Linked DNA regions of Homo sapiens: region 1 is linked to region 2. Evidence: read pairs that join two places in POLR2A ChIA-PET (ENCODE). Cell type or tissue: PC-9. All regions are shown on one strand. Each heading gives the region's core, and the rest is flanking DNA. Links, peaks and the distances in the headings are about the cores only.

The links. ChIA-PET counts read pairs that join two places held together with the same protein. Peaks named below come from ENCODE experiments on the same cell type or tissue, not always from the same donor. Only the 100,000 strongest peaks of a DNase experiment are listed, where the experiment ranks them.
Region 1: POLR2A ChIA-PET joins it to region 2 with 8 read pairs; 2 of 35 experiments call an interaction of 5 or more read pairs at or near these places.

What each region holds. Positions count from the first base shown.
Region 1 is chr5:96,842,065-96,849,216 of GRCh38, reverse strand. It overlaps a transcript of ERAP1 not described here. Among named protein-coding and RNA genes, the nearest start is that of ERAP2, 31 kb to the left of the region's middle. In PC-9, for the core only: no CTCF peak of the experiment used is centred there; no DNase peak of the experiment used is centred there.
Region 2 is chr5:96,712,512-96,719,663 of GRCh38, reverse strand. The region is part of intron 3 of CAST (calpastatin); the gene reads right to left. It overlaps LOC107986363 (a long non-coding RNA gene), which reads right to left. Exons shown (of 2, transcript XR_001742454.2): 2 at 3,225-5,023. Among named protein-coding and RNA genes, the nearest start is that of CAST, 54 kb to the right of the region's middle. In PC-9, for the core only: no CTCF peak of the experiment used is centred there; a DNase peak (open chromatin) is centred at 4,593; H3K27ac peaks cover 1,920 bases.

The DNA of each region.
Region 1 (7,152 bases), core at 1,108-6,107, 130 kb before region 2:
TTGTCTTGTTCCTTATCTTAGAGGAAAAACCTTCCATTTTTGAGTATCATGTTAGCTCTGGGTTTGTCATATATGCCCTTTATTGTGTTGAGGAGAATTTCTTTGATGCCTATATTATTGAGAGTTTTCATCATGAAAAGATGTTGAATTTTGTCAAATGCTTTTTTTGCATCTATTGTGATGGTGATATGGATTTTGTCCTTCATTCTGTTAATATGATCAATTACATTTATGATTTGCATATGTTGAACCACTCTTGCATCCCAGGGAAAAATCTCACTTGATTATGGTGAATACTTTTAATGTACTGTTCAATAAGTTTGATAGTATTTTATTAAAAATTTTTGCATCTATGTTCATTAAAAATATTTGTAGCTTTTTTTTTTCTTGCAGTGTCCTTGTCTGGCTTCAATATCAGGGTAATGCTGGCCTCATAAAAACAGTTTGTAAGTATTTCCTCCTTTTAAATTCTTTGGAAGAGTTTGAGAAGGAGTGGTATTAGTTCTTCTTTACATGTTTCATAGAATTCAGCCATGAAGCCATCTCGTCCTAGGTCTTTCTTTGATGGGAAACTTTTCAATTACTGATTTAATATTGTAACTCACTATTGGTCTATTCAGATATTTTATTTCTTCATGATGGAGTTTTGGTAGGTTACATGTTTTTAGGAATTCATTCCTTCTAGGTTATTCAATTTGTTGGTGTACAATTGTTCATATTAGTCTCTTATGATTCTTTGTATTTCTGTGTCCTCTGTTGTAATGCCACATCTTTCATTTTTGATTTTTTATTTATTTGAGTCTTCTCTTTCTTAAGTCCAGCTAAGAGTTTATCAGTTTGTTTGGCTTTTCAGAAAACAAACTCTCGGCAGGGTATGGTGGCTCATGCCTGTAATCCCAGTACTTTGGGAGGCTGAGGCCAGCAGATCACTTGAGGTCAGGAGCTTGAGACCAGCCTGGCCAACATGGTGAAATCCCATCTCTACTAAAAATAAAACAAAATTAGACAGGTGTGGTAGTGCACACCTGTAGTTCCAGCTGCTCTGGAGGCTGAGGCAGGAGAATCACTTGAACCTGGGAGGCAGAGGTTGCAGTGAGCTGAGACAGCACCACTGCACTCCAGCCTGGGCAAAAGAGTAAGACTCTGTCTCAAAAAGACAAAAACAAAGCAAAACAAAAAAACAAGCTCTTGGTTTTGCTGATTTTTTTTTTGTTTTTCTAGTCTCTATTTCATTTATTTATTTCTGCTGTAATCTTTGTTATTTCCTTCCTTGTACTAACTCTGGATTTAATTTGTTCTTCTTTTTCTAGTTTGCTGAGGTACAACATCAGATTGTTTATTTGAGATTTACTCTTTGGTGTTGGCATTTAATGCTATAAACTTCTCTGTTAGAATTGCTTTTGCTGTCACATAAGTTTCAGAATGTTTTGTTTCCATTTTTGCTTATCTTAAGATATCTTTTCATTTCCCTTTTAATTTCTTCTTTGACCCAATAGTTTTTCGGGAGTCTACTGTTTAATTTCCACATAATTGCGACCTTCCTATGATTCCTCCTGCTATGGATTTCTAGTTTCATACCACTGCAGTCTGAAAAGATACTCAATATGAGTTCTATCTTTTTGAATTTATTATGCCAGATTGTGGTTTAACATGACCTATCTTGGGAAATGTTTTATGTGCACTTGAGAAGTATGTGTATTCTGTTGCTGTTGGATGGAGTGTTCTGTATATATATGTTAGACCTGTTTGATCTAAAGTGTTATTCAAATCCAATGTTTCCTAATTGATTTTCTGTCTGAATGATCTTTCCATTGTGTTGGGAGTGGGATATTAAAATCCTCTACTAGTATTGTGCTGCCATCCATGTCTCCCTTCAGATCTCATAATGTTTGCTTTACATATTTTGGCAAACAAGTTTTGAAAGCTGTATTTGTCTCATTTGTACTCAACTTTTTTTTTTTTTTTTTTTGAGATGGAGTCTTGCTCTGTCACCTAGGCTGGAGTGCAATGGCATGATCTCAGCTCACTGTAACTTCCGCCTCCCGGGTTCAAGCGATTCTCCTGCCTCAGCCTCCCAAGTAGCTGGGATTACAGGTGCACGCAGCCACGTCCAGCTATTTTTTTTTTTTTTTTGTATTTTAGTAGAGATGGGGTTTCAACATGTTGGTCAGGCTGGTCTCAAACTCTTGAGCTCAGGCAATCCATCCATCTCAGCCTCCCAAAGCTAGGATTACAGGTATGAACCACCGCACCCGGCCCTGTACTCAACTTTTAAATGGCATTTTCCTGGACACTCTTTTATGCCATTCCAATGACCAGTTGATTACAGCATCCAAATAGAACCTTCAGTTCACAATTTGTTCCAGTTTTAAATTTCTTTACATCATCAGCAGCACTCTTCAGAGAAATCATTCATTTTTTTTACCATGGCTTCTCCATTTCTGAGTTTATACTTTTTTGCATCTTTTGGTTGAATGGATGGTGGAGAAAATGCTGGGAGGGGGGTTGGGAAAGAGATATAAAATTGTTGTTCAGGACTTTAATACTCATATGTGATCCCCAGACCAGCAGCAACAGCATGTCCTGGGTGCTTATTAGAAATGCAGGAACTCATGCCCTATCTCAGACCTACTGGAATCTACACATTAACAAGATTGCCAGGAAATTCATATGCAAGTTTAAGAAGCACTGGAAGAAAACACTAGTTCTCAAACTTGGCAGAACATTGAAATCCCCTCAGCAGCTACAAAAAGTACTAATACCTGGCTTTCTTTTTTAGAGCTTCTGATTCAATTGTTATGGAATGTGGGCTAGGGAATCAGGATTATTTTTTAAGAAGCTCCCCAGTTGATTCTAATGTGCAGAAAACTTTCAGACCTACTGGTCAGAAAGAATGAAAGAGTAAATAGACCAGTGCAGTGGCTCTCAAACTTTGATGTGTATTACCATCAAATAAAGCAATGCAGAGGACCAGGTTGGTGGGTAGGATAGATCATGGGCCTCTGTTTATACCAAGTTCCCCAGTTGATTCTAAAAACACTGACATTTAAGAACTGCTAAACTAGGAGAATACATTACAATCATGGGGCAACTTTAAGGACCTACAAGGTTCCTGGAGATCTCCTTTGGGTTCTGTTTTTTACGACTGAATTAGGACATTGATACAAGCATCTGTGGGTGACCCTTCTATTACCTTACTATCTTATCCTCTAATATTTATCAATAACTGTGTCCTCTAGGGATTAAATTATGCCCTATTGTATGCTGGACTAGTACTACCAAGAACATTTTTTTCACATATGATCTTCAAAAAAAAATCCAAAGGTTTAAAATCATGTACTTGTATAATTTCTCTCCTTCTTTTCTCAGAACATATACAAAAGTTTGCATGTGAAGGTGTGTATAGATTCACAGAGTGTTAGAGCTAGACTAGGTCTTAGAGATATCTAATCTAATTGTCATTTTCTATTGAGGAAATAGAGGACCAGAAGGAGTGAGTATCTCAAGATCATACAGGAAATTGCAGAATATGAGCAGTACTTCTGATAATTTTTAAAAGTTTGAATAGGCAAATATAGCTTAAATTATTCAGACTAATTAATATGAAGATAAATTAGTCAAACAAAAGAACCAATTTTATGTGTAAAATATTTACTTATATACATATAATTAATAAGTTGCAGCCAGGCAGTGTGGATCCCCACCTATAATTCCAGCACTTTGCGAGGCCAAGGTGGGCAGATCACTTGAGGCCAGGAGTTCAACACCAGCCTAGCCAACATGGTGAAACCTTGTCTCTACTAAAAATACAAAAATTAGCCGGGCATGATGGTGTGCACCTGTAATCCCAGCTACTCAGGAGAGTGAAGCATGAGAATCACTTGAACCTGGAAGGTGGAGGTTACAGTGGGCTGAGATTGTGCCACTGCACTCCAGCCTGGGTGACAGAGGGAGACGCTGTCTCAAAGGAAAAAAAAAAGTTGCAACATAATTAAACCCAAATAATGAGAAGTTTGAACAAATGATTGTAATTTTATACTGATATTCTTATTTTTTAAATCAATTTTTCTATTCCCAGTTTAACTCTCTATTATATATTAATATAATCACCGCTAAAACTTGGTTTTCCCCCCAGTAATATACATAGTTTATCGTATTAAACATACAGACCATTCTGTAGGCAATTTTGTAAAACTTTGAAAAACACAATGCTTTAGTAACCTGATGTATCTGAGAAGAGGAATCAGACATAATTTTTCTCACCCAATTTGTTATTCCTGACTCTTCTCTGCTCCTCAAAGTGGCAATACCTCAACTTCTTTAAAGAATCTAAGATGATGAGCACTTGGAAATAAACAACCCTAGCTTCCATATTATTTGGATCAACAGCCCTTTTTAAAAGTTTGAGCAATTCTCGCCAAAGGAGGTGGAGAGTGCCAGAAGCCATGCTGGGCAGAATACTGAAGATAAGGTTTGTTTTTAGCATTCTCTTTTCTTCCACTTGCTTTCAGTGTCTGTCTACAAACCACAATGCCCTGGAGCTACCATCTGGTTGCTCAGAGATCACCCACTGGAATTGAAACCAGTCCTGCCTTCTAAAATACGTTCCTATTTCTCTCAGGACTTGTAAATTACTTGCTTGGGCAAGTAACTGATAAACTTCCTCAAAGTAAAATGTTAATTCATTAACGAGCGACCATATTATTTTAGGTTCTTTTAATTGCACATATCAAAATTGGTTGTGACTGGCTTAAGCAAAAAATAAATAAATAAATAACAATAATAACTTATTGGGAAGGAAATGGGTAGTGGTGGTGGCAGTGGGGGTTGTCTCAGAGAATTTAAGAGAGAGTTACACTACTCAGCCCTGGGAAATGCAGGAAACAGAGCAGTAAGTATATTTGAATTATACCTGATGAGGTGACATTAAAGTGACAGAGTTTGATTGCTGTGCTGGAGCTTGCTCATAGCAACTGGGGAGAACCAATTGTTGAAGAGTTGGAAGTCATCATATCACTGAATTATATTACATTAGCAGTGTTATTGAAATGAACTGAGGCCCCCTCACCTAGCACAGTGAGACCAAACATCCACACCAAGGTTTGCAGTGGGAGAAAGAAGGGTGTTTATTTGTAGGGCGCCAAGCAAGGAGAATTAGGCAGTTCAGGCTTAAGACCTGACCTTCTAGATGGCTTGCAAGTAAGGGTTTTTAAAGGCAAGGGTAAGCAAAATCATGAATCAACACATGGAGATAATACAATGGTTTGGCATAAAAAGGTTATCTTGAAGCGAGGGCTCATAGGTCATAGGTAGATTCAAAGATTTTGTGATTTGCAATTAGTTAAGAAAGAAAAGCTTGGTTTAAAAATTTAGGGTCAGTAGAAAAGAATGTTACCTCTGGCTCTTGGACTTGATTCCTTCCAGACCCCTCAAGAAGAAATTTAGAACAACGAATGGCCGTCAGAGTTTAGTCCTCAGTTCTCCCTTACCTGAGGTTTATGTGCCAGTGGATCCATTTGGTGGGTGTCTGAGTTTCTGAAAAACAACTCAGGGACATATGTTAATGAGGCAGGGAAACAGGGTCTGAGGCAGGGAACCTAAGGCCAATTCAAGCTGAATTCCTGGAACTAAATCAAAAGGAAAACCCCAACTTTCCACGCCCAAGTAACAAAAGGGTTATTCCCTTTGCAACCTCCCCACTTCTGTGCATGGCAGATGAAAAACTGAAAGTACCTCTGGTCCCCTCCTGCAACCAATCAGGCTGGTCATGGGCCAAGTCTTCATTTGCAAAGGAGTATAACTTTGTAACTTCACTTTTGCCTCTGATTGGTCACTTTCTGCAACCAATAAGACATTTGGATGGGGTGTAACTTTGTAACTTCACTTAAGCCTCTGATTGGTTGCTTTCTGCAACCAATCAGACTGATTGCAGGTACTTCATTTACTTAGGGTGTACACAAAATAACCAGTGGGAAACCTCGAGAAGGTATTTAAACCCCAGAAAATTCTGTAACTAGGCGTTTGAGCTGCTTGTGCCGGCCTACTCCTACCCTGTGGAGTGTACTTTCATTTTCAATAAATCTCTGCTCTTGTTGCTTCATTGTTTCCTTGCTTTGTTTGTGTGTTTTGTCCAATTCTTTGTCCAAAGCTGCCAAGAACCTGAACACCCTCCGCTGGTAACATTAAGATGTTATCTTTAACTGGCAAGTCAATTAAGGAATGTAGAAGAATGAAACTGGATCCTCACCCCTCGCCTTATACAAAATTCAACTCAAGATGGATTGAAGACTTAAATCTAAGACCTGAAATCATAAAATTTCTAGAAGATAACAGTGGAAAAAAAATCCTTCTAGACATTGGCTTAGGCAAAGAATTAATGTCCAAGAACCCAAAAGCAAATGCAACAAAAACAAAAATAAATAGATGGGACCTAATTAAACTAAAAAGCTTCTGCACAGTAAAAGAAATAATCAGCAGAGTAGACAGACAACCCACAGAGTGGGAGAAAATTTTTGCATGCTATATACCAGAAAAAGAACTGGTATCCAGAATCTCAAACAAATCAGCAAGAAAATATAAATAATCCCATCAAAAAGTGGGCAAAGAACATGAATAGACAATTCTCAAAAGAAGATGTACAGATGGCCAACAAATATATGAAAAAATGCTCAACATCACTAATGATCAGAGAAATGCAAATCAAAACCACAATGCAATACCACCTTACTTTTTCAAGAATGGCCATGATCAAAAAAATCAAAAGATGATAGATGTTGGCATGGATGTGGTGAAAATAGAACACTTTTACACTGCTGGTGTGAAAGTAAACTAGTACAACTGCCACGGAAAACAGTGTGGAGATTCCTTCAAGAACTAAAAGTAGATCAACCATTTGATCCAGCAATCCTACTACTGGGTACCTATTCAGAAGAAAGTAAGTCGTTATATGAAAAAGACACTTGCACACACGTTTATAGCAGCACAATTCACAATTGAAAAAATACGGAACCAGCCTAAATGCCCATCAACCAATGAGTAGATAAAGGAAATGTGGTATATACATATACCATGGAATACTACTCGGCCATAAAAAGGAATGAAATAATGGCATTTGCAGCAACCTGGATGGAATTGGAGGCCATTATTCTAAGT
Region 2 (7,152 bases), core at 1,477-6,476:
CAGAGTATAAAGTGCTGCTATCAAAATACTACCCCTCCCAAATGACCCATGTACCTATCTTAATATCCCAAATATTAGTAATCATTTATAAACTTGAATTAAGGCACAAGTCAGAGTAACAAGAAGCAGAGAAAAGTTCCTTAATAGAAATTACTCTCCACTCACCCGCCTATTCAACAATTATTATTTAAAAAGCAATGTACAGATGGGTGCAATGGCTCACACCTGAAATCCCAGCACCTCGGGAGGCCGAGATGGGAGGACAGCTTGAGTCCAGAAGTTGGAGACCAGCCTGGGCAATGTAGTGAGACCTTGTCTCTACAAAAAATTTAAAAATTAGCTGAGTGTGGTGGCACGCGCCTGTAGTCCCAGCTACTTGGAAGGCTGAGGTGGGAGGCTCACTTAACTGTCTTGTGAGACTGGATGGGAGTAGGGAGGGTTCTGAGCTCCCCAGCAGGTCCTGGCAAGTGAGCCAGGATGGGAAGGTAAGGGCTTCTATAGAAGCAGGGGCAGAGGAAGGGGGCTCCTAGGATGCGGGCTCATCCATTGCGCCACTACATGTAGCTGATGGAACAATCATTCCCTCAGCTCCTTACTTCTTTGTCTACCACACATTAGAATCCCTTCACGTCCTCCTGGCCTCTTGCCAGGCACCTCCCACTGGATTACAGGAATCCTCTCTGCCTCCCCTCCAGCCATTCAGCCTCCCCGTGATCTCTCCCCTTGACCGCAGCTGGCTTGGCTCGGAACTTGGCACAGAGTGGGGCATCGGATGCGTCAGAATTCTTTCTCCTCATGACAGACCTTCCTTCCCTTCTCCACCCCATCACTGGCAGCACTCCCATATCCTCCCACCTGCAACACTACTTGCCCTTCACACACCTGAATCTGTCTTTGTTTGTTGAGGGTTACTAAGAACACTGGGCTGCGTGCATGTTCCCTCCTTCTCCACTTGACAATCCATTGGCAGTTTCACTTTGAGTCATTCACTGACTGTTCTCTCCTTGTTGGCTGCTGTGGCTTTAGGAGCCCTGGGTTCCCTCCCTATACCTCTAACTTGTTTTCTTCCGGAAGCCTCTTCCACTTGCTCCATTCTTCTCTGTATTCTTTTTTTTTTTAACTTTTAGGTTCAGGGGCACATGTGTAAGTTTGTTAAACAGGTAAACTGCGTGTCATGGGGGTTTGGTGGACAGATTATTTCATCGCCCAGGTGATAAGCACAGTACCTGATAGGTAGTTTTTCAATCCTTACCCTCCTCCCTCCCTCCAGTGTTCTTTAATAGTCAGTCTCTGCCTTTTCTCTGATATTATTGCTCCCTCTGAATGTTGATTTCTCCCCATGACTTTAAGCATCTCTTATTTTGGGAGCAATTCTTCAAACCTTATCAGCAACTCTACTATATGACCAGACTGCATTATTTTACCTTAAAGAGAGGAAGCCAAGAAAGATAGATATAGGCTGAAATCCCTGCTCCAATGCTTATTAGCCCAAATTAACCTCTTGGAGCCTCCGTATTTCCTCATCTGTAAAATGGGGGTAATACCATGAAGCTGCTCTCAGGAAATCACCTGGCCTTGACTCACCTGTTGATTCAGTGCCAGTTCCAGTCCTTATCACCATTACATCCTTCTCATTTCTACTGCTACCCTACTCCAGGTCTAATCACCTATCACCCATACCTGGATAGAAACCCCCTTTTAATAGTTTCCATCTAATAGTTGCCATCCTTACCCTTATTTGTCTCTCAATCCTTTCTGTCTAGGGCTGACTAATCTTTCTAAAATAAATGTCTACCATGTTTCCGCACTGATGAAATATCAATAAGTCCTAGACAAAGTTTAATGCCTTCTGCCTGATTTTTAGATTCTCCATTATTTGACCTCTCTCATCATGACCCCATATTGAGTCTCCCCTCTAACCATGAAGGTGTCCTTACCATCTCACGAGCACCACATCAGGCAGCATAACACACAGGTTAAAAGGGTTAGAGTGGATTCTGGTCTCAAGACCATGGTGGAATCCAGCTGCCATTTAATGCACATGCAACCTTGAGCAAGTTGCTTAACCTCTCTGCCTCAGTTTCCTCATATGTAAAATTGAAATAGTAACAATTCTTCTCTGGTTGAATTGTTTTGATAGCCGTTTTAAGGATAAGTTAATGCATGTGAACCAATAACTGCTTGGCAAGTGATAAGTGCTGGGCAAATGGCAGTTATTGTTATCACTATCACCATCACACTCCCTTCCACTTCTGAGCCTTGCAACTTGCCATTCCCCCTGCCTAGAAGCCTCTTCCCTGCCCAAGTCCCATCTTCCCTGCCCTTGAAGATTTAGCTCAAGATACACTATTTGCATCTGCTTTAGCTCTTATTATCTTCTCAACTCTTGTGTTGATATTTCTCACTTTAACACTGAACCATGCATTCTGTGTTGGAGGGTTACTGAGTTCCTTTCTAAGTGTACATTATGTCTTATCGATGAAGCTATAAATTTATCAAGAGGCAGAGGTCATTTCTACTCCCCACAGTGCCTATACAGTAGCAGAGAGGGGCTCAAAAATCACAGTTGATTCACATTTTTGTTTCCATTTTCTAGCTGTCAGTTAGTCTCATTTAAACACAGAATAAGATACAGTTTTAATACTTTAAGTTTTTTTTAAGCTGGAATCAAGAACACACTTAATAAATCAGAAGACTTAAGTTTCCATTTGGATGGCTGCTAAGTGGCCGGGACTCCATGGGAGGTCAATTAAGCCTGCTGAGCATCTAGTTTCTTATCATGGCAATACCATGCACCCTACAGGGTTACTGTGAGAGTCAAATTAGATACCAAATGTTAGAGCAATTTAGGCAAACCGCAAAACAAATACAAAACATTTTCTAAATTAAAAAATCTGACAAATCAATAACTAATTTTTAACTTTTACAAACAGCTCTGCTAGATGTACAAGAGAAAAACAAATAATTTGACCTGAGCCATGATCAGATTCTTATTTAATAACACATCTCAAATATTGAAATAAAGGCAATCATGGGTGAAAAAAAATCCTTTCCTCACAACATTTATAAAACAGCCAAATGTGAACTCCATGAAGGCAGGGGCCAGGCCTGTTTGAGTTGCCACCCATCCCCATCCCCATCCCCGGAGCCTTAACATAGTAGTTGCTTAACAAGTATCTGAGATAAATGCATGAATTTGTACATGAATAAACACAAGAGTATTATTTTATGGCACAAAACCAATATTGTCTGAGTTTTATTATTTGATCGTCAGAAATTCTGTTGACAGCAGAGGTCAGAAAACTGATTAGAATAACGCAATTTAAACTTTAGGTCATTTACGTTATGACTGTCATCAACCAGGAGTTGTACAACTTAAAAATAAAACACATATACGCAAAACCCTGAGCTGCTTCCTGTAAGACAACCGCAACAAAACAAGGCTGCTCACAAGGGGCTTTTCTAAGAAAGACATGGACATTCTTTAAACACCTTTTATAGGTCTATTGAATACAGGCTTCCATTTTTCTTTCTGTAATGATGGATTATTCACTTCAGGAAATGAATATTCAGATGTCTGTTGTTTGCCAAGCTGTCACACCATGACATACATTCTTACAATCCCTTTAATTATTAAGTATAATAATGGTGCTTTTAAAGAGACCTGCAATAGAGTCATCTAACAAGGTATAGTGTTTATGATAACTGAAAGTGTGATTCTGATGAAAGATAAACAATGGATCATCTATGAATGAAGTTCAGCCATCTCTTTTGGGCAGAATATGGTGTTGTGCTAGCAGATCTAGTTACAGTGCCAACTTGTATCTCAGAACATAGTATTTGACAAGTTTGACTGTGATAAGATCTTAGGTACAATACAATGCTACAGGCGGTCAGAAGAGGGAGACTATTTCTGAGGTGCTGGTTTGGAAGATGGTTAGGAAAGGCTTCATAGACAAGGCAGGGACTATTTATTGGATGCTTATTGTAGTGTCATCTACAGGGAGGTGGGGACTTATAGAATCTTCCAAATACCAGGAGCTGTGACAGGTGCTCTATGTATCTCATTTCAATATATCTTCATAAATCTTGATAGGTAAACATTATCTGCATTTTATCAATGAGAAAAGTGATGCTTAGAGAAGTTAAATAACTTATCTAAGATTACACAGTTAAGAAGGGGCAGAGCCTGAATTTGAACACAGATATGACAATAATGTCCATGAACTTTTTGCTGTAACAAGTTGACTGCCCTCATATCAAATATTAAAACAAAATATCTTGATTTTACAAAATGTGTAGATAGAGGCTGGATCAGGCAGGCATTCTAGGTGAGCAAAACAGCTTGCACAAGACTTAGGGGTAGGAAAGTACCAGAGATATTCAGTCCAGAATGCAACAGGTTAGATGAAGTTGAATGCAAAAATTTAGAGAATTGGGACTACTAGGGAGAAACTGAAGATAACTACAGCTTGGCAGAGTAGGCTGTACATTCATAAAATACATTACAAGGAAACAGTTTAGTTAAAAATAAAGAGCTCTACTTGTTCTGAGGAGTGCAGAGCACATGAGCTTTGGCCTCTGATGCAACATGTGGGTAGGCCTCGAAATAAACATACAAACGTTGCCTAGCAACTGTGACAATAGTCACAGCTGATCTGTGATCTAAATCCAAGCTAGAAGGATACTGGCCATATTCTCTGAGGGTCTGATTATGAGCTCTGATACCGGACCACCCCAAGAACTTAGAAAAAAAAATCCACATTTAAGGCATGAAGTTGAGCTTCCAGTTCTACGAGGCAACTGCTTCATTTTCATTGCTTTCCAAACTCTAGTTTTCCAGTGCTTTTTTATGGGATAATAATTTTGTAAGTAAGGAGAAGAGCTAGCCACACAGCCTAGGTCAGTCATCAAAGAATAGAAAAGCAGATTTCTTTCCTGAAGTTGTATTCATGTCTCTAGGGATTCCAGTTGCTTCTCTTGATGCATGAAATAATTCCAAATATGTCTAATCTCTGGCTGCCTAAGATAAAGCAAAACAGGGAAGTCAGGTCCAGAAAATGCAGCCTACTTTCTGCTTCTTGTCCCTCCCCTAGAGAAGGTTTCACAGGTGAGGATTTACATAAGCCTGTGAATCAAACAATTTCTGTTAACAGGCACTACAGGAGCCATGAGGAAGACTGTACTTGACTAGCCATGTGACTTGGAGCTCTTAATCTTTCTTGCGCACCTTTTCTTTATTTGTAAAAACTGTTGGCCTTGAGAATCCTGTAGTTCTGCAGTTCTAATATTATATGCTATACTTTAGTGAAGGGCATTAAATAATGTGCTTAAGGACAGATGTTCAATTGGGAAACACAGAGGTTAAGAGCATGAGCTCTGGAGTCCCATAGACCTGAGGCCTAATTCTGGTTGCACAACTACAGGCAGGCTGCTTAATCCTTCCAAATGTGAGGTTTTTAAATTCATTTAATGTATATAAAAAAAGATACCTACTTCATAAGCTAGCAGTGAGGATTAAATGAGGGTATGTATATAAAGTGCATGATTTGGTGCCTGGCACATGGTACATCAATAGACAGCAGTGATTTTTATTATTTTATGAATGCCAACAGCCTCGAAAGTTTCTTTGCTTGGCCTCAGAATGACAGAGTAATTCTGTGCTGACCACTGTGTTTTTTTTGTTTTTTTGGACAGAGTATTGCTCTGTCACCTAGCTGGAGTGCAGTAGCATGACCTTGGCTCACTGTAACCTCCGCCACCTGGGTTCAAGCAATTCTCCGGTCTCAGCCTCCCAAGTAGCTGGGACTACAGGTGTGCACCACCACACCCAGCTAATTTTTGTATTTTTAGTAGAGATGGGGTTTCACCATATTGGTCAGGCTGGTCTCAAACTCCTGACCTCAGGTGATCCACCCACCTCAGCCTCCCCGAAGTGCTGGGATTACAGGTGTGAGCCACCATGCCCAGCCTGAGCACTAATTTGAGAAGTTACACATTTCACATTAATCTTGCTTATCTTCCTCAAAGGAAAGAACCTGCAACATTATTTTACATTGTGGCATTTTCTTTGGATTCAAATGCATGGTTGCTTTAGGTCCATGTTCCAGTCAAATGAAGAGGAATCTTGGTAGCAAGAGCATATACCTGTAACAACCCTGACAGATTATGAGCTCATCTAAAGCATATATGGTTATTGATGATATGATTATGGTATAAGAATGAGAAATTCTGGCCAGGCACGGTGGCTCACACCTGCAATCCCAGCACTTCGGGAGGCTGAGGTGGGTGGATCACCAGGTCAGGAGATCGTGACCATCCTGGCTAACACAGTGAAACTCCGTCTCTACTAAAAATACAGAAAGTTAGCTGGGCATGGTGGCACGTGCCTGTAGTCCCAGCTACTCAGAAGGCTGAGACAAGAGAATCACTTGAACTCAGGAGGCAGAGGTTGCAATGAGCCAAGATTGCACCACTGCACTCCAGCTGGGTGACAGAGCAAGCCTCCATCTCAAAAAAAAAAAAAAAAAGAGAAATTCTGAGGTCTGCTGAACAATCATCCAGAAAGCCTTTCTACTTCCATAGTGCATTCATTCCTTAGGTGTAAACTGAACAGAGAGCAAGAAAAACATGAGAACTTTTATGTGCACTTACGCTGCAAAACCAACTGCAAGCCTCAATCTCCACAGAAATGAGAGACTCAAAATGTCTCTAACACAAAGTAGGGAGGAACATATGAGGATATCTTAAGACAGAGCCAAACATGAGGACTGAGAGATGGGCCTGGCAGCCAGCCCACCTTTCACTGAAGAATATTCTTAATTAAAAAGCCAACGTCATGAGAACTGTAACAAGGTTCTCTTATCCAAGCTGATTGTCAAATAACCAACATGAAAATGGGGAGTGAAATAAAATGTTATTCTGGAAACCACCTAAGAAGAACAAATTCACAAATGTATACTGACAGCAAGTTTAATTTTGCAAATATTAAAGAGGCAGTGTTGTATCAATCTTTGCAAATATTAAAGAGATGGTCGCTGGGCACAGTGGCTCATGCCTATAATCCCAGCACTTTGGGAGGCTCAGGTGGGAGGATTGATTGAGCCCAGGAGTTAGAGACCAGCCTGGGCAGCATAGTGAGACCCCATCTCT